Linked DNA regions of Homo sapiens: regions 1 and 2 are each linked to region 3. A link is a loop called in an ENCODE intact Hi-C map of the cell type or tissue named here. Cell type or tissue: B cell. All regions are shown on one strand.

Region 1 (8,000 bases), 810 kb before region 3:
TCCTGTTGCCATTGTATCTCAGTTCTCCCGCTGCACTCCCCTGTGTTTCCCAGTTCCTTACTGGAGCTGATCCTGAGAGCACTCCCTAGTAAACCTTCTGCTCAGTCTTGAAGTCTATTTCCTAGGGAAACTGGCCAATTCTCTTCTTTTTGAAATATGCCCCTCTCTCTGCTTCTAGGACACCACATTCTCTTGGATCTTACCCTGACTCACTAGCACCTCTTTCTCATTTTTCTGGGTTTTTCTTATCTCCCAGGTATGTAAATATTGGCTTTTTTTTTCTTTATAGTCACTTTGAAGTGATATCATCCCGACTCATGGTTTTAAATACTATATATAAAAATGGACTGAATGAACCTGGGTCACTATATTAAGGAGGAGCCCACTTTTGAGGTTAATCATCATGAATTTGAAAGGAGACTAGTTGGCAAGATTGACATTTTTTTCCATGGTCATATTCAGCTGTCTCATCATAAATAGGCATTTATTCATTCAAAAAATGTTTGTTCAGTTTCTTCCTTGCATCAGGCATTTTTTTTTTCTTAGAGGAAACAGTAGAGAACAAAATAGACCAAAACCCTTGTCCTTGTGGGGTTTATATTCTGGTAGACATGATCCATTCAGTGGTCCATATTGGCCAGTGGGTAACCCACAAAAATTATTTGAGCTTTAATGTCCTAAACTGCTTATTGGAGAAAATAACATCCATCTTGCAGGTATGCTGTATGTTTAAATGAGAAAATATGTAAAATGCTTAGAATCTTATATGCAGTGGGAATTCAACAAATAGCAGTCTATTTTTAGATCTTAGTTCATATATACATTTTTTTGTTACAGCCTTAGACTTAGTTGTTTCTTAAGACTGACTGGGATTTCAAATGTACTTTAATCCAAGATATTTGTCTCACAACATTAAAAGAGTTCATTCTATTGATAAATATTTAATGAGTTTCTACTTTGTGTGGGGCACACAGTAACACAATGCAGCTTTTTATTCTCTTTCCCTTGCAGGTGAAATGATGAGTTAATATGCTTTGTACCCTAGAGCATGTTAAAAGAACACTATTCTCAACATTTGATGATCCTCTGCCCTGTCATTGGTCTTGAACAGCCAGTTATGTTGAAAGATGGCTTTCTCCATGAACTCCCCAAAGTTTTCACAATTTGTATCTCAGCTTTCAGCTGGCTACAATCCTCCCACCAGAATCTAGGTTCTTAAAATTTAGTTTATCCCTTTCCTCTTTAGAATTTTTAAAAACACACCCATAGACAATTTTACCATGGTTTCAAATTTCTAGTGGTATCTTAAACACTAACCAGTATTTTGTAGCTCTCTGCTTTTAGCCTAATCTTCTCTTCCATCTTTGCTTCTGCTTCCTCAACCTGGCTTCCTTCTGGTGAATAATTCTTCACAGGTTCTCAGTTCCTCAGTTATCTTTTATTCAGTAGGATCCCTCCATTTGTTCCTTGGTTCTTGTGCTTTTCCTTCCTGCCTCTTCTTCCATGCCTCACCAGTGTGGTGTCTCACCCACTGTCTACACTTCCATTCTTTTACCCTTTCTACTGGAGTTGTTTCCCAAGTCCGCTTTCCAGCCAGCTTCCCGTCTACTGCTCTTTCACTGTCTAGCTTATTCTTGCTCATATTTCACATTATATTCTCCCTGTCCTCCTCCCCATCTTTTCTCTTTCCTCCTTCCATCTTCCTGCCTTTCCTCTCTGATGCTCTTTTAACTACTGTTTTTAATCAGGGCTACTTTATTTCAGAGGGTTAGAGAAGTATAATGAGACATGGACAAGAAGGAGCCTCGGGTCTTTATGCTTCAAAGCTTTATTCATTTATTTGTCTTTTTCCTTTGGATGCAAAGATTGTTTCTACTGTTATTTCTCATGGGTGTCAGTATCCAACTTCTATTCCCTTTGCTGTGTGGAAAAAATTTTATCTAAGATTCAAAGACAGTCTTATTGCTAGAGAAAAATGTAATTTCTCCCGAAGATCTTGCTGCATTTTCAATGATTTTTCTGGAATATTCTTTATATACTATATCCCCTTTTACTTTTTTTTTCCTGTCCTGACCCAAACTATAATCTGAATACTGACAACATCCTTAAACTATAGTTCAGGATTTTTCCATATTTATTAACTTTCAAGTTTGAAAACAGTATGAACAGGTTTGGACCTAATTGCTTCTGTGTGTTAGTCTTTAGGCTTTGTATTAGACTACATAATCCATGAGGCTAATGTCTCAGACATTTTGCTTTTTGTGATGTTATTTCATGTTGAATTTATAATTTATAGATGGCAGTGTAAGCTTTTTACATAGAATATGGGGTTAAGGTGTGATAGGGTTTGGCTGTGTCCCCACTCAATTATCATCTTGAATTGTAGCTCCCATAATTCCCACGTGTTGTGGGAGGGACGTGGTGGGAGATAACTGAATCATGGGGGCGGTTTTCCCCATACTGTTCTCATGGTAGTGAATAAGTCTCACGAGACCTGATGGTTTTGTAGGGGGGAATCCCTTTCACTTGGTTCTCATTTCTCTTTTGTCTGCTGCCATGTAACACATGACTTTTGCCTTCCACCATGATTGTGAGGCCTCCCTAGCCACACTGAACTGTGAGTCTGTTGAACCACTTTTTCATTATAAATTACCCAGTCTCGGTATGTCTTTATCAGCAGCGTGAAAATAGACTAATACAGGGTGGAAGCCCAGAAGGAGCTAAACTAGTTATTTTTTCTCTTGCTTTCTGCTTCTTTACTGTCTGAGATCTGGTTCCACTTTTTTCTTCCAGGAGATAAAGAAAAAAAATAAAAAGAAAAGGAAGAAAGAGGGGAAGTAGAAAGATGATGGGCAGGCAGCTGTAGGAGTTTTTCAAGTGCTCAAATGAAGGGAATAAATGGAAAGATTATCAATAGCTATTCCAAATTTTTCTTTCCAATGGGCTACCTCAATCCCTTAGAGGTTTTAGTGCTGACCACTTGTCTTTTAAGGGTTTGTTGGCCCCCAGACCTGCTTCTTTCATGGGGCCAACATGAATTGGTTTCTATTCAACTGAGATTAGAGACTAAAATTTAGAGCTTTATTTACAAGCTACATAGATGAAAAATAGACTTTAAAATGTGTGGTTGTCTAATCATTTAGTCAGATAGCTAATTGGAAACAGCTGTGATAGCTCCAAGGCAGATGTATACCTTCCTTATAAAAGTCAGGTGAGACCTACATGATAGGGTACCTGAAAGGTAGGTTTACAATACAGAAGAGGGAAGGGCTGTGTGCAAACATATTTTTTGTAAGAATTGTATCAATTTATGAGAGATGACAGGAGATTGATTTTTTAAGAGGTAAATTTCAGCTGCAGAATTTAAATCTGAAACTTTGACTATCCAGTAACAGACTGAGCCAGCATTTAACAAAGCAATGAAGCAGGGAGGATCTTAAAGTCTTTAGCTTTAGTTTGGGATGGGGGTTGGTACACTTTTTCTGTAAATGGCCAGATAGTAAATATTTTAGGCTTTTCAGTACACATGGTCTATGTAGTAACTACTTGTGTAAAATGAATATTAGTACACATATGCCTTGGGATGCAGGAAATTTCAGATGATATCGTTAGCATTTTGGTGGGAGCAAATAAAGGTAAAGGCAAAGTGCTTGGTTTACAAACTTGAAAAGCTTCCTTAGGGTATTCCTTTATACAACTTAAATGTGTTGGAAACCATGTAAATGAACAGGATGCTCTCTTCAAATTTAGGACTTCCTTGGAAAAGCCATATGGAATAGTGTGTTTCAAAAAACTGACTTGTTTTTTTTCTCTTGCCCATTAGAATATCCCACTGTAATATGCTGCATTACTTTAATAAGGGTCAAATCAGAAGTCGATTGTATTCTTGTTTCATTTTTGCACAGAACAATTTTGGATAGTAGGATTAATTCTGGTTTTCTGTGGTGTTTGGCTGTTTACTGGGGGAATTTGTTGATAATGTTTTAAAAGTATACGTTAGTGTTTAACTCTCATTCATACCAGTGATGTGTTTGGAAATAATAATGTGATTCACTTACTGTTACCCTTAGAATTCTAATCAAACTTATTTTAATACCATATGGAGAGTCATGGGTTGCAGATTGTAATATAATCAAGGGAAAACAAGATTTTTAATAATCCAATTGCATTTGTCAACGGCTCAACTTATTGGTGCAGAACAGTGCACAGGACTGTAATAAGTGGTACTATTTGGTAAGGGGAAGAAGAAGCTAAAAGCAATGTTTCCTATGACATATCAAAAGGTATTTTTAAACATTATATCTATGACTACTTATCTATATAAATTCTTACTCTATGTAATATTTTACTGGAAAGAAAGTTAATGTGGTATAATAAAGTTTAGTATTTAATAAAGTAATGTAATTAAAGTAATATAATAAAATTTAGTATTTGTTAAAGTAGTTATCTTAATGGAAACCACTTATAGAAAATAACTATAGTAGGCATTTTGATCCCAATGTTATAAAGTGACTTATCCAAAATATGTAAGATTGCATTAAACTTTTGTAAGTGGTCCCCAAAATTTCAAGAAACAAATGTGTGAATTGAAGAGAAGTCACTGTATTTTTCTGGGGAAAACTTATATAATTCTTAGAAATGTCAATTTGACTGTATTGACAAAGCTTGCTTCTTTCCTCACATAGTTTATCTTATTGTGGAGCCTGTCAACTAGGAAGAGGTGAAGACTAGACTGCAATGCAGTAAGATAAGGCATTTCTTGGGGTCTTAGGAATTGCAATTTGAGGGACAGACTGAGCTAGAAACTAAACTGTGTTCTGAAGAGAGGTAGGATGGTACAGATTTGTAAAAGGATGCTGAAGGTAATCACAAGTTGTTTTGAAAGATATCACTGGTGACAGTGGTTGGTTTAGTACATGAGTCCACAGTTCATTGGTTGTCACTGTTTAGGAGTTGCAGCATTGGTGAAATTCGGCTGTTTTCCAGGATGTTGTGGTCATGGCGGTGTGACCCAGTTCAAATGTTAAAGACAAGTTCCTGTTTTGCAAGGTTTCAGGTCACGCAGGTAGTTCTTAGAATGGCTTCCTGACTGCATTTCAAGGCTCTAAACCACTTTGTATATCACATTTCACAAGCCTAATGATAACCTGAAAAAGAGAACCAGGTCTCTTTTTCTTAGCATAATAAAGACCAAGGGAGATCAATATTTATTAAATCATAAGCTCCAAGATATTATACTACACAGCACTACATAAGGGAAAAATGATGAATCAAGCATAATGGTTGTCGTAAAATAGGTACAAAAGGAAATAACAATATATGTTAAATAATGTAATTTACAGCTAAAGGCACAAGAGAAGAAATGTCTTTGGGCAATTGTAAATTATAATTAATAGTCAATTAAATTCTTCAGATAATTTCCTATTTAATTCTTGTGGATGGGCCACTCAGATTTGCAGCCCTAGTTGTGAGAACCTTCCTAAATCTTTGCCCCATTTGAGGTATGAGAAGGTAAGATTAGTATTTTCCCATTTATGGAGTTAACTAAATAATCACATAGAAACAGAATAGAATGGTGTTTAGCAATGGCTGGGGAAAGGAGGAAATCGGGAGTTGTTCAATAGATATAAATTTTTAGTTATACCAGATGAATAAGTTCTAGAGATGTGCTGTATATCACAGTGCCTATAGTTAACAATATTGTTCACTTAAAATTTTTAAGAGGGTTGATCTCATGTTATTTTTAGCACAAAAACCCTCCAAACAAAAACAACAAAAAACAAGGGCATTTAGAAATGTTTGGAAGTGATGAATGTTTATTATCTTGATTGTGGTGATGGTTTCATGGGTGGGTACATATGTGAAGTTGTATCAAGTTGTATACATTAAGCAGGTGCAATATTTTGTACATCAACGACAAAATATATTCATTCTTGCCATAGGCTGCAAGGAGTGGGGGAGATAGGAGATGGAAGAGATTGCTAATGGGTACAGGGTTTCTTTTTTGCATGATGAAAATGGTCTAAAATTGATTGTGGTGATGGTTGTCCAACTCTGTAAATATACTAAAAACCATTTAACTGTATACCTTAAATGAGTGAATTTTATGGGATGTAAATTGTTAATAAAGCCATTTAAAAAAGTAGATTTCTGTGTATTCTGCTGTGTGGCTGAATGAAGCTTCTGTTCTTTGTGATAGATGACAAAAGCCAGCCATAAAGACTGGTTTCAATCATTTAGAATTTTCATGTTATTGTTTTGATATCTAGGAATTGTGGGGGAAATCTGCTATCTTTGCCTGTTTGGTAGCAGGACCTGATTTCTCTCTGGAAGATTATAACCTTGCTGGGTCTTGGTCCATGTGGTTTGGATAGCACAGGGCCACCTCCAACTCCTGGCCTGGCTAAATCAGAGTCCTCCGTGGATATTTACTGAATGTGTCAGGAAAAGGTGTCCTCCCTCTACTGAGGCTGCTGAACTGGTAATCTGTGGAGCTTGAAGTTGTCATTAACATCTTTCTCACCTTGTTGGGAAAGCCCAGTTGAAGTATAATAAGCACATAGAAGAGGGGAGAGATAAGCTGTCTCTGTGGCATATGGAGCCCCTTGATCTACCACTCCTGGGCTTACTAAATACAGAAGTCATACATTATTTTTTAAAGAAATAATCTGGTCCTCAGGCAAAGGGTTTCCATCACTTGTAATTTATTTCCTCATCTTAGAGCTCTTTCTTTAAAAATTTAAGGTAGAAATTCTCGTAATCTGAGTTTTTATTTGATGCTCTATAGGAAATAGTAATGATCTTAAATGCTAGATCTCAAGTCTCAGTTCAATCTGAAACTTTAGTTAACATGTCTAGTATGTTCAACTTTTTAAAAGTTTATATATGGAGTAATTGTGAATCTGTGTCTCATACTTCCTACTCAGAAATGTCAGTTTTGTTCACAATACCACACATTATAATGCAATCCAAACTGTGTTATTCTGGTTGATTAAAAACAAACTTAAGCACATTAAAATTTTGAAGCACTTATTTGAGCATTCAGTGACTCCTGAATTGGGGTGGCATCAATCTGCAAGCAGCTCTGTTGGGAGGGGTAAAATGGGCAACTTTTATACAGTATTCTCCCTTTATTCACGGGGAATAAATTCCGAGACACCCAATGGATGTCTGAAACCAAGGGTAGTAACAAACCTTATGATATACACCATGTTTTTTAATGGATACATACTTATAATGTTTAATAAATTAGTCACAGTAAGAGATTAATAACTAAAATAGAACAATCATGACCATATACTATTAAACCAGTTTTATAAATATGGTCTCTCTCAAAATATTAATATTTTCAGACCACAGTTCACTGAAGGTAACAAACCACGAAAAGCAAAACTGGATAAGAGGGGGCTACTGTAAAGAGGTTGCAGAAGCAAGGCAAAGAACAGTGTTGATTGGTTAGAGTGGAAAGTTCCTGGTTAGAGGTTAGTTGATTTCTGACTCGTACAATTTCTTTAATTTGCTGTTTACCTTGGGCTTTGTTTTGTTCACATAGGAATTTAAAGTGCTAGAGCCACCCGGGTCTAATGGCTACCCAGTTAGAATTTTTTTAAACATGGTCAAAGGCATGTGAAGCTTATTCTGATAAGTTTATAATTCTAGTCATACATTTAAAATAACTTCTCTCTCACACCTCATTATATACAAAGTATTGGGAAAAATATATGTATTTTAAGCTCTTAGCCTATTCCTATATTGTCTTATACTGCTACTAACACAGGCATGCTGACCCTCTGAAGGGATGTTTAATCAATCTAATGAAATTTTGCTTGAAAGGGACAATTTTTTAAGAAAATGCTTTAATGTCAAACACAAGAGTCGGGTATCTTAATATGTATCAGCAATTGAACATTTTCTTTAGTAATACAAAGGAAAATAGAATGACTTTAAAATCTCTTTGTCCTTTGAACACTGAATTTAGGTTTGACCAAATGTTGTGTTTG
Region 2 (8,000 bases), 750 kb before region 3:
TGTTTAAGGGTTAGTAGCTCATGCCAAGATGTGGATGTTGATGTCCTAGTTGTTTCCTGACTCCCCCTCTGCGAGCATATGTTCGGCTTGGCTCCTCCGCATTGTCTGGAGGAGGCTTTCAGAGTGGTTCTGGGCAGAGCTAGACACTTGCTGAAGAGCATCTGATCCCACTTCATTTCCCTATAGCCTGGCTTACTGTGCCAATCACCAGTGGGAAGTTGGCAACTTGAATTCTGGGCTTTCTCCATGAAGTGAGGCACCACAGCATTTGCATGTATGACATTGTGTTTGTGGGTTATTAAAGAAGACATTTTGACTTGTTTTTGCTAATATTTGGGCAATGGAAAGATGCTCTACATATTCCATAGTCAAAAGGATCATCAGGACGACTGTGACATAGAATACACATGAAAATACATGAAGTAAAGCCCATGAAAACAATCAACTCTAAGGTGCACTCTAAAGAACTAGTTGTTGTGATAAATATTAGTGTTTCTCAATGGGTAAAAGTATTTACTATAGAGCAGTGTTTGAAAACTCAAGTGTTTCAAGTCCAGGGAGGCAGCTTGAACATTTGGGTCAGGATGTAACTGTTAGGAGTGGCGGGTCTTAGAGAAAACTGGTGATTGCACACCCAGCCATATTCAATTAGAGAACAACACAATAAAAGCCATAAAAAAGACCTTTGCAGGATAAGAGCCTGCTAATTGCCAGCTAGTGACATAATAGCAGAGAGTAAATAGAATTTTCCAGATGAAACAAAGCTTTGAGATTATTAATCTTTCATTTCACCAATAAATGAGGTGACATCTCTCGATTAAAGTCCCATAGGTACTTAGGGATAGGACTAGAATACAAATGCCTGGTGTTTTCTGTGTCAAGCTGTGTAAGGCAAAGACTGAGACCTAAACAGTACAATTATTTAACTCTGATAAAATAGTATGGTGCTACTGTATATATTTTTCTTTTTCTCAGAGGATAATGATCAATCTTTGCAAAACCCACTTCTAAGCCCTGATCATAAAACTCTGTTTTTAAAGACAACATTGTCTTCCGATTCTTCTGTATCTTATTTTTTAATTTTAATTTTTTAAATGTTTGTGGGTACATAGTAGGTGTATATATTTGTGAGGTACATGAGATATTTTGATACAGGTATATACTGTATAATAGGGTAAATGGGACATCCATCACCCCAAGCATTTATCCTTTCTTTGTGTTACAAAGTATCCAATTATACTCTTTTAGTTATTTAAAAATGTAAGTTATTGTTGACTGTACTCACCCTGCTGTGCTATCAAATACCAAGTCTCACTCATTCTATCCATTAATAACTATATTTTTGTACCTATTAGCCATCCCCATTCTTCCTCTATCACTACTATCCTTCCTAGCCTCTAGTAACCATCATTCTATTCTCTATGTTCATGAGTTGAATTATTTCAATTTTTAGCTTCCACAGATGAGTGAGAACATGGGAAATTTGTCTTTCTGTTCCTGGCTTATTTAACTTAACATAATGTCCTCCAGTTCCATCCATGCAGTTGCAAATTATAGGATCTCATTCTTTTCTTATGGCTGAATAGTACTCTAATGTATATATGTACCACATTTTCTTTCTTTCTCTTTTTCTTTCTTTTTTCCAGATAGAGTCTCTCTCTATCACCCTGGCTAAAGTGCAATGGCAGCAATCACGGTGCACTGTAGCCTCGACCTCCCAGGCTCAAGCTATCCTCCCATCTCAGCCCCTTGAGTAGCTGGGATTACAGGCGTGCACCACCATGCCTAGCTATTTTTTTTTTACTTTGTAGAGATGAGGTCTCACTATGTTGCCAAGCTTCGTCTCCAACTTCTTGGCTCAAGCAATCCTCCCACCTTGACCCCCTTAAAGTGCTGGGATTACAGGTGTGAACCACCACACCCAGCCACATTTTCTTTATCCATTCATCTGTTGATGGACACTTAGCTTGCTTCTAAATCTTAGCTGTTGTGAATAGTTGAATAGTGCTGCAGTAAACATGGGAGTGGAGACACAAAACTGTTGGAACCAAATTCATGTTGTTTTTTTAGACAGGGTTTCACTCCTGTTGCCCAGTCTGGAGCGCAGTGGCGTGCTCTTGGCTCACTATAACCTCTACCTCAGCCTCCGAAGTAACTGGGACTACAGGCTTGTGCCACCATGCCTGGCTAATTTCTGTATTTTTAGTAGCGACAGGGTTCCACCATGTTGGCCAGGCTAGTCTGGAACTCCTGATCTCAAGTGAACCACCTGCCTCGGCCTCCCACAGTGCTGAGATTACAGGCATGAGCCACTGCATCCGGCCCAAATTCTTGTGTTAAATAATGTCACAGGAGAATATATTCCTGTTTCTTACATTATAAGTGGAATTTGCCTGGAATTGGAAAAATTTGAACATGTAGGAGAGACAGGGCTATTTATAAATGAAAATTCAATGACAAACAGTAAAGAAATACATCAAATGAATCATTTGTGGTTGTACAACATAGACCTTCCACATTGCAGGAAAAATGTGACCAATTTTTAGGTAATATAATTTAAACAGAAATGTTACTTTTAAAAAATGAGAACTTTTATACTTCGGCTTCAAGTGTCAATTGTAAAACCATTTTGGAAATAGTTTTGCGTTTTACTTAAAAAGTGAAATGAGTGAACACTCTAAGGCACAGCTCTATAGCTTGGTGAAACTCACATGTATGTCAGCAGACACATCAATGTTCAAAGCAACATCCTTAAAAGCAAAAAACAGGAACAAGCCAAATGCACATCTACATTTGCAGTGGATAAATTGTATTGCATGCATATAATGGAATAACATATAATGTGAAAATGGACTACAGCTACATATATTAGTAAGAAACAAAAGGTGCCTTAAAAATATATACACAGAATTTCCTTTAAAATTTAAAAAGCAGCTGAAACTGAGCAACATGTGGATAGGAAATTCATGTGAGTTTAAACCATAAAGAACAATAAGGGAATAATTAAGGTAAAAGTAAGGATAGTGGCTAACTCTGAAGAGAGGGACAAAGGAGGTATAAGCAATCAGGTAGGGAAACCGGGGGCCTTAGGGATATTGATAATATTCTGTTTCTTTAAATGGTGGCATTCACTGATCTTATTCTTAAAATATATATTCATCTTTTATATAAATTTTATGTCAAAAGTATAATAACTGAGCAGAATAATTGGTAAGAAGTATTGAGTAATTATTGTCTTGAGTTTTTTCCCTTCATTCTTGACTGATAGTTTGGCAATTGATTATAGATAATGAATTATACACAGTCATGCACCACATAATGTTTTGGACAACGACAGACTGCAGATACAACAGGGGGTAAGATTATAAGGGAGCTGAGAAACTCCTGTGGCATAGTGGCATGTGGCAGCTGTCTTAACATAGCACAGTGTGTTATCTTTTCTATCTTTAGATATATTTAGACACACAAATACTTATCGTGTTACAATTGCCTACAGTATTCAATACAGTAACGTGCTGTATATGTTTGTAGCCTAGGAGCAATAGGCTAAACCATATAGCCTAGGTGTGTAGTAGGCTATACCATCTAGGTTTGTGGAAGTACACTCTATGTTGTTTGCACAATGACAAAATCACCTCAGCAACACGTGATTGACTGTATTTAATTGTATTAAAAATGTTTGTTGTAGAAAAAAATGGAAAAAATGAAGTTTGTCGTCTTAACTTTTTCTAAGTTCAATTGTTATCATTTTTACCTCCCAGTCGTTTTTAGCAGTTTTAAGTATATTCAAATTGTTGTGTGACTGATCTCCAGAATGTTTTCATCTTGCAGAAGTGAAACTTTTGATTCATTAAACAACTCCCCCTTTCCCCCTCCCCCAAGGCTCTGACAACCACCGTTCTACTTTCTGTTTCTGTGAATAGGTTCCATGAATCTGACTACTCTAGATACCTCATGTAAGAGGAATAATACAGTACAGTAGACTCCCCTTACTTGTGGTTCCACTTTTTGCAGTTTGTTACCTGCTGTCAACTGTGGTTTGAAAATATTAAATAAAAATTTCCAGAAATAAACAATTTGTAAGTTTTAAATTGGGTGACATTCTTTGTAGTGTGATGAAATCTTGTCCCATTCAGCCCAGGATGTGAATCATTCCTTTGTCCAGCATAGCCCTTCCGCATATGCTACCTGACTGGTAGGCACCTAGTAGCCATCTCAGTGATCAGATCACCTGTCCAGGTATTGCAGCGTTTGTTTTCAAGTAACCCTTATTTTACTTAATAATGGCCCCAAAGTACAAGAGCAGTGATGCTGGCATATTGTTATAATTGTACTATTTTATTATTAGTTATTAATCTCTTACTGTGCCTAATTTATAAATTAAACTTTATTGTAGGTATGTATGTACAGGAAGAAACATCATATATATAGGCATCATTAATACCCTTGGTTTCAGGCATCCACAGGGATCTTGGAATGTATCCCCTGACGATAAGGGAAGACTCTTACACTTGTCTTTTGTGACTGGATTATTTCACTTAGCATAGTGTGTCCAAGATTTATCTGTATTGTAGGATGTGGTCAGAATTTCTTTCCTTCTTAAGTCTAAATAATATTCCATTGTATGTGTATTAGTCTGTTTTCACACTGCTGATAAGCACATACCTGAGATCGGCTAATTTACAAGAGAATGAGTTTTAATGGACTTACAGTTCCTCGTGGCTCGGGGGGCCTCACAATCATGGTGGAAGGCAAGGAGGAGCAAGTTACATTTTACGTGGATGGCAGCAGGCAGAGAGAGAGCGAGCTTGTGTGGGGAAACTCCCCCTTATAAAACCATCAGATCTCATAAGACTTATTCATTATCATGAGAACAGCATAGGAAAGATCTGTTCCCATGATTCAGTTACCTCCCACTGGGTCCCTCCCACAACACGTGGGGAATTCAAGAAGAGATTTCAGTGGGGACACAGTCAAACCATATCAGTATGTATATACCACATTATGTTTATCCATTATCTGCTGGTCAACACCTACGTTATTTCCACCACTTGGCTATTGTGAATAGTGCTGCTACAAACATAGGTGGGCAAGTAAGTCTTTGAGATCTTGCTTTCTTTTGAATAGAGACCCAGATGTAGAATTCCTGGATCATACGGCAATTCTATTTTATTTTATTTTTTTTGAGGGTTATCTTTTATAGTGGCGGTACAATTTTACATTCCCACCAACACTATTTTTCCCATCCTTGGTAATTTTTTCCTGTCCTTACCAACATTTAACTTCCATTTTTTTTTTTTTTTCTGATAGTAGAATTCCTAATGGGCGTGAGGTGATATCCATTGGGGTTTTGATTTGCGTTTTCCTAATGATTAGTAATGTTGGGTCCCTTTGCATATACGTGGTCATTTATATATCATCTTTGGAGAAATGTTTATTCAAAGGATTTGTCTGTTTTAAAAGCTTGGGCTGTTTTCTTGTTAAAGGCATTTTTTTTTATATTCTGGATATTAACCTCTTATCAGATACATGATTTGCAAATATTTTCTCCCATTCTGTAGGCTGCATTTTCACTCTGTGGATTGTGCCCTTTGCACAGAAGCTTTTACTTTTGTTGCCTATGCTTTTGTTGTTATATCCAAGAAATCCTTGCCAAATCCAATGTCATGAAGATTTTCCCCTATTTTTCCTTGTATGCTTTACAGTTCAGATCTTTTAGGTCTTTGATCTACTTTGAGTTAAATTTTGAATGTGATGTAAGGTAAGGGTCCAACTACATTCTTTTGCCTGTGGATATTCAGTTTTCTCAACACCATTTGTTGAAGAAACTGTCCTTTCTCCATTGAATGGTCCTGGCATCCTTGTTGAAAATCTTTCGGAGATTAAGAATTATGTATATATGTTTAGCACCTTGAAGACTTCGTTCAGCTGTTTCCAGCTTTCAGTTTTTGAAGAGTCAGCTTTCAGTTTCATTGTTCTACTTTTCTAGTTGCTTTAAAGATCTTTTAAAATTGTTTTTGGTTTACTATGAGTCTAGGTGTGGATTTCTTTCTATTAACCTGGCTTAAGATGTTCTGGGATACCTAAGTCTTTGGATGGGTGTCTTTTGTCAGCTCCCCATCAATATTTCGTCTGTTAGAGCTTCTGTTCCATTCTTTGTAGGATCTTTTGAAAATCTTAGTAGTTTTTTTGTTGTGCGTGAGACAGGGTTTCGCTCTGTCACCCAAGCTAGAGTGCAGTGGCATGGTCACAGCTCACTGCAGCCTTGACTTCCCAGGCTCAAGCAATTCTCCTGCCTCAGCTTCTCAAGTAGCTGGGACTACAGGAGGCACCACCACATCGTTAGTAGATCTTTATTATACCTTCTCACTCCGAACTTCATGTTTCACAACATCTCAGATGTCATATTTTCCATCTGTCTCTTTGTGTTTCATTCTGCATTCAATCTTTAGCTCTCTATCTTTGAACTTACTTTCTTTTCTGCCATATCAAATAACTTATTTAACTCTTCCTTTGAATTTCTCACTTTAATATTATACTCTTCCTTTCTACTTAACTGTTTTGCATATCTGCTGGTTCATAGTTTTGGTACTTGCTTATTCTGCCATTATATTCTTTTACTAACTGCTGTAGACTGAGTGTCTGTCCCCCCAAATTCATGTGTTGAAACCCTAATCAAGAATGTGATGGTATTTGAAGGTGGGGCCTGTGGGAGGTGATTAGGATTAGATGAGGTCATGAGGGTAGAGCTCTCACAGGGCTCTTAGGAAAAGAGGAGGAGACAGAAGATCTCTCTGCATGCATACACCAAGGAAGGCCATGAGATTTTGTAACCAGGAAGACAGCTTTCACCAAAACCTTGACCATGTTGGTACCCTATTCTTGAACTCTAGAACTGTGAAAAATATTTGTTTAAGCCTCTAAGTCTATGGTAATTTATTATAGTAGCCTGAAATAAGATATGATATCTGTTCTTTTTTAACATTAATTATTCATATTTTACATTGATAATTTAAACACCTGCAGTTTTTGTGGAACTGATTTGTTTAAGTCTCAGTCACACAGGCTTGTTTCCAGTTGTGATTTGTGTTTCAATTGTGAGCTTATGCTTGTTGAGACTTTTATCTGTGGGAATTCTTTGGGGTCTGAGGTTGAGGTCATTTCTACAGAGAGCATTTGTTTGCCTCTGTCTAGCATCTGAGAGCACTACAATTTGGACTACCTTAAATTATTTTCTACTCGAGGTTTTTCAGGCTGTAAAAATAATGTAAAGTCTGATCTCGCATCTGTTATGAAGTTTGCTTTATTGTTAGCAATTCTCAGGCAAGACATTTTTTTCTCTCCACCCATGGCCTAGGCCTAGTCAGGCAGTTTTCCTCACTGTCTTCCTTCATAGGTGCTTTTATTTATGTAGTTCACTCTTTGTCTGACTTGTCATCTCTTTTGAGTGCCAACTTTTTGGAGGATTGTAATTTGACATCTCATCTTCTGGGATCCTTAAGCTTTGTTTTCTCAATCTCATGTTTATCAGTAAAAACCAAGTGATCTGCAAATGCTTTTTGGAAATCCACTGGTGATTTCAATACTTGGTCTCTCTCTGGATTCGCTCTTTTCTTGTCACTTTTTGCCTTTCAGAGTTTCCCCACTTTCTTGCTAGGTTAGATGAATTTTAAAAGATATTTTTAAATCCTGCATCTTAAAAGATATGATTAGGTTAGAGAATATCTTGCTATAATGCTGGGCATAGAATTCCTATGTGACTTTTATATTCGATATTTCTGTGTATTAAAACTATAATCACTTATAATTTAATGTGCTATCGTATTTATTGAAATTGAATAAACTGTATCCTCTGTTCACTTTTTGGATTACTGGGTAATTCCAAAATTCAGTTTTATGAAATGTTTTTATGCTCATATTAGCTGCTTAATAGATGGATGAACTCTGAAATCTCAGTGTCTTAATGTAGGTGAAATTTATTTCTTACAAAAATTCTCTTG
Region 3 (8,000 bases):
CATAATTTGAACCTTAATAGGACATCACTACATTTCAACATGTAGGCTACAATTCAATTTAAAAAAATGATATAATTGAAAAGCATATAGACTTACAGGCATAAAATAATGCTTAAAATTATGAATAATTAGTTTTTTTGATTTGATTTTTAGTTGTTCTTTACAACAGTGCCATGACCATGACCAACATCTACACATAACCACAACTTTAAATCTGTTGAAATTTAACAGTTGGTTTTTTTCAGTCGCTTTCAGGAATAAATTATATGTAAAAGCAGTGGGCTGCTCAGCAAACATGAATACATAATCATAAATGTAATTATGCATGTCCACATATATGCATGTGTACATAGTCTTAATAATGTAGGAAAAATTCAAATTTGAACTTAATTGTATCTTGTTTGAAATAACTCATGATATTTTATGATGTGTTTAATAGTGGTACAAAATGCGTATGTTTCTTTGTATGAATTCTTTGTTTTTCCAAAACCTATTCTTTATTCTTATCTTTGGCACAGAATTGATTGTCAGTAAACATGTATTTGAAAAAAAAAAAAAAAGACATTTATTGGATAAGTTCCTGTTGTTTCCCTTTGCTTCCCTGATAGTATAAGAATTTCAGCTTTATAAACCCTGCTTTTATTTTAAGAAGAAAACAAATTTGACATTCTCTCCATGAAGCATGTGTAGTCTCTAACCTTCTGTTCTGAAAAGTTTAGTTAATAGAGTACATTGTATGTTCCAAGCACTACGTGTTTGATAACTTAATAAGTTCTGGTACTGACATTTGAAGGCCTTGCAGTTTAGTGTAAATTTTATTGTATTCACAGTCAAAATCACAACATCAATTTGATGTTCAAATGTTTTATTACTTCCTAAATGATTATTTTTGTACAATTAGATTTGAAGCTTCGTGAGAAAAATAAAATTATCTTTTGCTACTTCACAGATCAGTAATAATTTTTGATTCATCTCTTAAATTTCTAGTGAAATCCAGATAATAGGTCAAAACTCCAGATGAATCATCCTTGGTCTTCTGATTTCTTTCTCATCACACATTCTGTCTATTACAAAATTATTTTGGCTTTGCCTTCAAAATATGTCTAGAATCTGACCAGTTTTCTTTACTTCCACTGCTACAGTAGTTTAAACCACCAACATCTCGCACCTAAAATACTAGAGGAACCTTCAAAAAGGTCTCCTTTATTCTGCATTTTCACCTCACAAACCATTCCCAATATCACATCCAGAGTAATCTTGTTAAAATGTAAAGGAGGGAGGTCAAACCTCTGCTTAGAGCATTACAATGGTTCCTAATTTCACTTATAGCCTAAAATCTTCATAGTCACTTTCAACACTCTTTATTACCTAAAATACCCCTCCTTCTTTCCCCTCTTCTTAACTTTAATTCTAACTATTTTTTCCCTCATCCACTCCATCCACATTGACCCCTTGCTAATGTAAAACATATGAAGACAATAGGTATTTGCTTTACCTGCTATCTCCACTACACAATGCAAATGCCCGCCCCACCCCACCCCACACTCTCAATTTCCCTTATTTTGTACTAGTTTTTCTTTTCATGGGCCTTATAAGCTTCTTACTGGTATCTTATTGGTACTTATCTTGGTTCATTGGTATTTCTCATTAAAATGTAAGCTCTACAAAGCAGAAGTCTTTATACATTTATATTGTATATTTTTACAGAGATTTCTGCAGATAGATCTGTGATTAGAATAGAGCTTGGCAAATATTAGGTTATCATTAAGTTATTTTAATATGAATAATTAATAAATGAATGAAAAAGTGAGTGATTCTGAAAAGCAAAGTCCCAGAGTTATATATATTTAAACAATGTAGATATTTGAATTTTCAATCAGAAATCACAATAATCCTTACAATTTATTTTATTTTATTTTATTTTATTTTCGAGACAGAGTTTCGTTCTTGTTGCCTAGGCTGGAGCGCAATGGCGCCATCTTGGCTCACTGCAACTTCTGCCTTCTGGGTTCAAATGATTCTCCTGCCTCAGCCTCCTGAAAAGCTGGGATTACAGGCATGCACCACCACACCCAGCTAATTTTTTTGTATTTTTCGTAGGGACGGCATTTCTCCATGTTGGTCAGGCTAGTCTCGAACTCCCAACCTCAGGTGATTCACCCGCCTTGGCCTCCCAAAATGCTGGGATTACAAGCATGAGCCACCGTGCCGGACCAATCCTTACAACTTTAAGGATGTTTTTCATTCCTACATATTATTGAATTTATGTACCAGTTTAATGACAGAAGTAATTTTTTTTTTTTTTTTTTGAGATACAGTCTTGCTTTATTTCCCAGTCTGAAGTGCAGTGGCATGATCGTAGCTCACTGCAACTTCTGACTCCTGGGTTCAATTAACTCTCCTGGCCTCAGCCTCTGGAGTAGCTGGTACTACAGGTGTGCACCACTGCATCTGGCTGAGTTTTTGGTTTTTTGAAATTTTTGTGGAGACAGGGTCTTGCCATGTTGCCCAGGCTAGTCTCAAACTCCTGGCCTCAAGTGATACTCCCACCTCAGCCTCCCAAACTGCTGGGATTACAGATGGGAGCCACTGTGCTCATCCAGAAGTAATTTTTGAACTAAAACATGGCAGATCATTCCTGATTTGCCTTGAGAATTGCAAGACCTCTCCTCATAAAATATATGAGAATGGGAAAATAGCCACAATATGCCATTATGTACAGACAAATCCAAGAAGGAATTTATTCAGAGACCCAGAAACATGGAAAGTAGGTTGATTATACGGGGATAGATTTCAATACAGAACATGAAAAAAGACTTGAGAAAAACACAAGAATCTATGTGGGAAGTCGAATATCATTCCTAATAATGCAATTTTTTAATTATTAAGTATCCAGAGTTGCAGTTACCCAATCCCAGTGTACTAGATAAATGGGAACTCAGAAATAGTGACAAAAGCAGGAAGAAAATCATAGTAATTGGGAAGAATAGGCTAGGAGTTGGATGTGTAAATCGCATTTCCTGACTGAGCACTGTGCAACGTGGCCATGCCACAGTAGAGGTGCAAAATGGTGGCTGCTCATTTGGCCTCTTCCCACTCCAACAGCATTCTTTTTTTATAGTGTCTATTTTGAATCATGTAGTTTTCATAACCTATACCCTGATATTAATTTAATGATATAAAATAATGCAAATTATTTTATAATTGCTCTATGATGCATTTCTTTACAAAAGACAGTGGATTTGTAAAGACATCCATTTTTATATCCTGTTGTCTTCACAAACCCACTCATGGCTACTGGTCAACATATCAATTAAAACCCTATAGGAAGAGCCAATAATTATGTTTACTTATATTCAGGGCAATGAAAATGTCAGCACATTCAGCATCCTTATACGATTACAACCTTCTGTATACTTCAGAACACATATGACAGGTAATTTAATATCTGGCATAGTGGAAAATTCCAGCAAATCTAACAACTCCCTAATGGCATCTTGCCACAGATGTTTAATAGGGGAAGAGAATGTATCAAATCTGTATTCCTATTTAAGTCCTAGAGAAATGAGCTTGTTTATTTATAGCAAAACAATGCTTTTACAGTAGCACTTAAAATATATTGCCTGTCAGTTTTAATATTTATTATGACATAAGTGACTGATAGAAACAGGAAGAAATAATATTTTAAAGACAGAAAGATACAGCTTTGTTGAATTCTTTCTGAGACTCAGGTTAAGAAAGCTGTAAGTGACAGCTACTTTGAAGGAAGAATATTACTTACTAGAATTTCAAATAATGAAAATAATAAAACAGATAAAAGAAAAGAAAACTATTATTTTCTTTCAGACTATAAATTTCCACTTCTATGTAGACGACAAATCACTCATCGCTCTCTAGCATGTATGCAAACAGATAGATTAAAAGCTAAGTAACCAAAGAAATGGAAAGATCAACTTTCTTGTGACAGAACATCCAAAAATGTCAAGAGGTAACTTTGGGAAAAGAGATTACAAGAGAAGACTGAGCACATTTCATTTCCTCCCTCCTTTCTTGAAGGAGATAATCAGTCATGAATATCATCGCTTTTTTTTTTCCATTTTCTCCTTTTACAATTTTGAGTTGATTTTGCCCTTTGAAATCACTTTCTCTAACCTCTCCAGTAAAAACCAATACCTGAACTAAAATAAAATAAAAAACTTAAAACAAACATTTATATTTAAATCCTTTTTAGTCCAAATTTGGGAAGAAGAGAAATAGCATAAAATAATGGCTTGTTACAGATGTATTTTTCTATTATTATTATTTTTTAAATTTATAACTTTTATTAACAAAACAAACTGAGGAGAAGGGCCAAAGAACACTGGTTTTGGAAGTTGGATGAATAAGTAAGTGATAGAAACAGGGTTAAAATATCAGTAAACATAATTTTCCCATGGGTAACTTCATAAATGACTAAGTAAGAACTGATTAAGTATTTTGGTTTGCATTGTTAAAGATTATGAAACTCAAAAAATTTACAAGCCTCTTGAAAATCTTAAACATACAATATTTAAAAATATGCAGCTGGTTCTTGGGGAAATATAGAAGTGTCATATAAATGCTCATTACAACATATTTCAAATTATAATAATGCTGATATTTCTAACAAAACACAAGAGCCCTTGTGACCTGCTTCTATCCAAGTGTATCTTTAATCTCACTTACCTTTTTTATGTATGCAAGTGGTACGATGGAGATGTAGGGCTTCATGAGAGAGACAATGCATGCAGGAATGCACCTGCATTGCCCCTGTTATGCAGCTAGCAGATGGAAATGTGGTTAAGAACTTCCTCTTATACCAGAATGTTTGCTCAGAAGGGACTGTCCCAACTTAGGCGCAGGTGTAATAAATCAACTAAATGTCCTTAACTTGACTCAAGCTCATTATAATATCATTAGCATGACATCTGCATTGTGGTTTCACCACCACCACCCCTACTACCCACTGGGCCTTTCTGTGGTGCTTATGCATAATAATTAAGATGGAATAACTATGGACAAGAACGCACCTGGGCAGTAAGAACTGGGACCAGGAAGCAACTAGGAAGTAAAAGGTTGTGCAAGATGCAAATGAGAAACACACCCCTAGAAATGAGGTTTTTAATCCCCTAGGGCAACCCACTTTTGAGTCCCCTCTCCTTACTGAGCGCTTTCTGTCACTTAATAAAGTCTATTCTGCCATACTCACCCTCCTATGTCCATGTACCTCATTCATCGTGGTGGTGAGACAAGAACTCAGACCTCGCTAAGCTAAGGAGTAAGGCTTCTGCAACAGAACAAGCCAGAATTTCCTACATGAAATATTTATTTTCACATCTTTGTGATGTTCTGACAGTGTGCTGAAGGAAAATGACTTTTTTCCATTCTTTATTTTAAAATTTTGTATTTATTATTAAAGACTCATATTAAGTATTTCCTTTAAACTCCTTTCCTGGATCTCTGATATGAGTTGAATTTACCTCATTTACGATGGCAACCTAAACATACCATTATATCATCACTTAGTGTACTGTATAAAAATCTGTTTTCTATGGGTTACCTCTTCTACTAGGCTATAAGATCCCTATTTTGATTAACCTGGCTTTACTTACCTCTGTCTTTCAGTGTCTAGAATGTGCTAAAAATTTTTATCATAACATAATGAGGTCATTCTTAGTACTAGACAATTGGTAATAGGGTCCAGCCCCCTTGGTACCCATGGAATTAGCAGTTAACTTTTTGGCTCCCACAAGTAATGAGATTTATTGTACACCATCATCAAAATAATAAGTCTTAAAAAGGAGTATATCCTGCAGATGTAGAAACTTTACTACACATTATAACTACATCTTTTTGCCTCTGTTTATTCTGAAAGAAAAGCAATTTAACCTGATGTTTTAACGTCATGTGGTGCATACTATATAATATTAAAGCATGTAAATGGGGTGGTGGTGATCAATGCCTTGATAAACTTAGTTAGTGGTTTTCTTTCAACAGGCAAACCTCTAGGCTTAGTGTAAAGACGTTCTATGATATTTGTTCTAACCAGGACTAAGTCACTCCTTGTATTAGTAAGAAAATACTGTGGAAGACTAGAAACAAGGTGGTGGGGGTAGGGGTAAAAAGAAGAAGAGAAGGGGCGAGGATGAGAGGGAAGGAAGGGGAGAGGAAGAGAGGAGTAAGTGGAAGAGAGAGAGAGGAGAAATAAAGACACAGAAATAAAAAGAAAGGGAAATAGAAAAGATGCTTTCTTCTTCCTTCCTTGCTTGCTTGATTGCTATCTTGCTTGCTTTCTTTCTTTCTCTCTTTCTTTCTTTTTCTTTCTTCTTTTTCTTTTTTCTTTCAATGAAAATGTGTCATAGGAACAAATGTGGTGTTCCCTCTGAGACAACTACACTCCCAGGTGCCTCTTCCAACACATTTTCGTTCTCTTTTTATCATGGCATAGACAATTGTCAGCACTGCTGAAAACTAAATACAGAAAAAGTTGGTTGAGGTTATACTATTCCTTTCATGCTACAATGATGTAACATCATTAAGATCAAAGGGAATTGTTAACTTTCCTCTAATAATAAAAAACACACAAAAATACTGAAACCTTGGATAGGCTTACGAACATTTTAAAAGGCAGAATAACTTTCCCTTACTCAGGATAAATTTTGCCTCTTATCTCTAAATATTATCCTACTGTTTGACAAGAAATAAAAAAATTACTAAATCTTTCACATCCCATATTTTACTGCTGTCTATATTTTACATTTGATATAAACATTTTACAGCAGGTATTGTACACTGAAATTTGGATTCATTTATCTCATAAAAAGGAATACAAATGATGGATTGAAACACCCTGGTATCTAAAATTCTAAAAACATTAATATTTTTACTGAAAGTTATAGATTATATTAACACCAGGGTATAGTCAGTGAAAATACTCCCTACAGTTTAGTGTCAATAGTCTGAACAGCAGTCAGTTTTCCATAAAACATGAAAGCCAACAAATTCTGTTATTGGGTAACAAGCTGATCTAAGCCTAATCTATAGTTATTTACTTGAATGGTACAAGTGGATAAAAACATGTAACATCTTTTAAATGCTTATAAAAAATTTAAAGATAAATGCTAGTTTAATTATAGTCATATGCAAATAGGTTTTATTGTTAATACTGAATATAAAGTATAAAAACATAAATTATAGTCTTATGATAGAGACAAATGTCAGCCTTAATTGATGACACTCTATAAGCAATTTTCTGCTTGTAACATTTGTTTTAATTTTCTCACACAAATAACAGAACTTGCATTCATATAATTAAACATACATGGACTATTAATATTTTTGACATCATCTAGGGAATTTACTTAATTACGCTTCACTCTCTAAAACGTGTATTTACTGTTAAATTCTGAAGTAAATAATAACATTCAACAATATTTTCTATACCTCTGGAATTATAAATCCAGGACTGAAAACAACCCATGGAAGCTTGATCATCTCTCAGGAAAAATGTTCTGTAAGTCTGGAATATATACAAGTAATATTATCAATCACTAACTGTAAGTAAATAATTAATATTATTGTAAGGGCTATTATTTAATCTTTTAATCTACATATAGGATAGGTGTTTCATTTAACTTATAAAAATAATTATATAAAAATAAGAATTATTACTGCTTATACAAATTTTGAGGCTTTGCAATTCTGCTGCAGTAATATGGCTAAAAATAAATTGTACAAAGAAACACTTAAGGACATATAATGTGAAAGTATATGTGAATACAGTCAGAAATATTCTGGTAATGACTAGATATACGAATTTAGAGGATTGTTTTCCTCATCTTGTTAAGGTTTATTTGTTTATTTATCTTTATTTGTATTCAATAATCTTTAGTCCTAGAAAATTTTAGGGGAGAGTAAAAGAGAGTAAAGACATCCGTAAATTGTATGATTCATACTATGACCCAAAGACTGAGATCATCAGA

The links. A loop is a pair of places that touch in the nucleus more often than their neighbours do. Peaks named below come from ENCODE experiments on the same cell type or tissue, not always from the same donor. Only the 100,000 strongest peaks of a DNase experiment are listed, where the experiment ranks them.
Region 1: it touches region 3 in a loop (20-fold over the local background); 3 of 110 quality-filtered maps call a loop at or near these places.
Region 2: it touches region 3 in a loop (18-fold over the local background); 4 of 110 quality-filtered maps call a loop at or near these places.

Annotation. Positions count from the first base shown.
Region 1 is chr1:193,474,459-193,482,458 of GRCh38, forward strand. All of the region lies in intron 3 of LOC124904475 (a long non-coding RNA gene), which reads left to right. Among named protein-coding and RNA genes, the nearest start is that of LINC01031, 170 kb to the left of the region's middle. In B cell, no CTCF peak of the experiment used is centred here; DNase peaks (open chromatin) are centred at 2,553 and 4,993; H3K4me3 peaks cover 332 bases; H3K27ac peaks cover 447 bases.
Region 2 is chr1:193,533,982-193,541,981 of GRCh38, forward strand. All of the region lies in intron 3 of LOC124904475 (a long non-coding RNA gene), which reads left to right. Among named protein-coding and RNA genes, the nearest start is that of LINC01031, 230 kb to the left of the region's middle. RefSeq lists enhancers at 5,874-6,083, 6,334-6,403. In B cell, no CTCF peak of the experiment used is centred here; DNase peaks (open chromatin) are centred at 3,870 and 6,140; H3K4me3 peaks cover 2,285 bases; H3K27ac peaks cover 1,615 bases.
Region 3 is chr1:194,284,892-194,292,891 of GRCh38, forward strand. The region is part of intron 2 of LOC107985242 (a long non-coding RNA gene); the gene reads right to left. It overlaps LOC105371670 (a long non-coding RNA gene), which reads right to left. Exons shown (of 3, transcript XR_922390.2): 2 at 7,462-7,537; 3 at 6,348-6,489. Among named protein-coding and RNA genes, the nearest start is that of LINC01031, 980 kb to the left of the region's middle. RefSeq lists a silencer at 4,675-4,875. In B cell, no CTCF peak of the experiment used is centred here; a DNase peak (open chromatin) is centred at 4,870; H3K4me3 peaks cover 414 bases; H3K27me3 peaks cover 413 bases.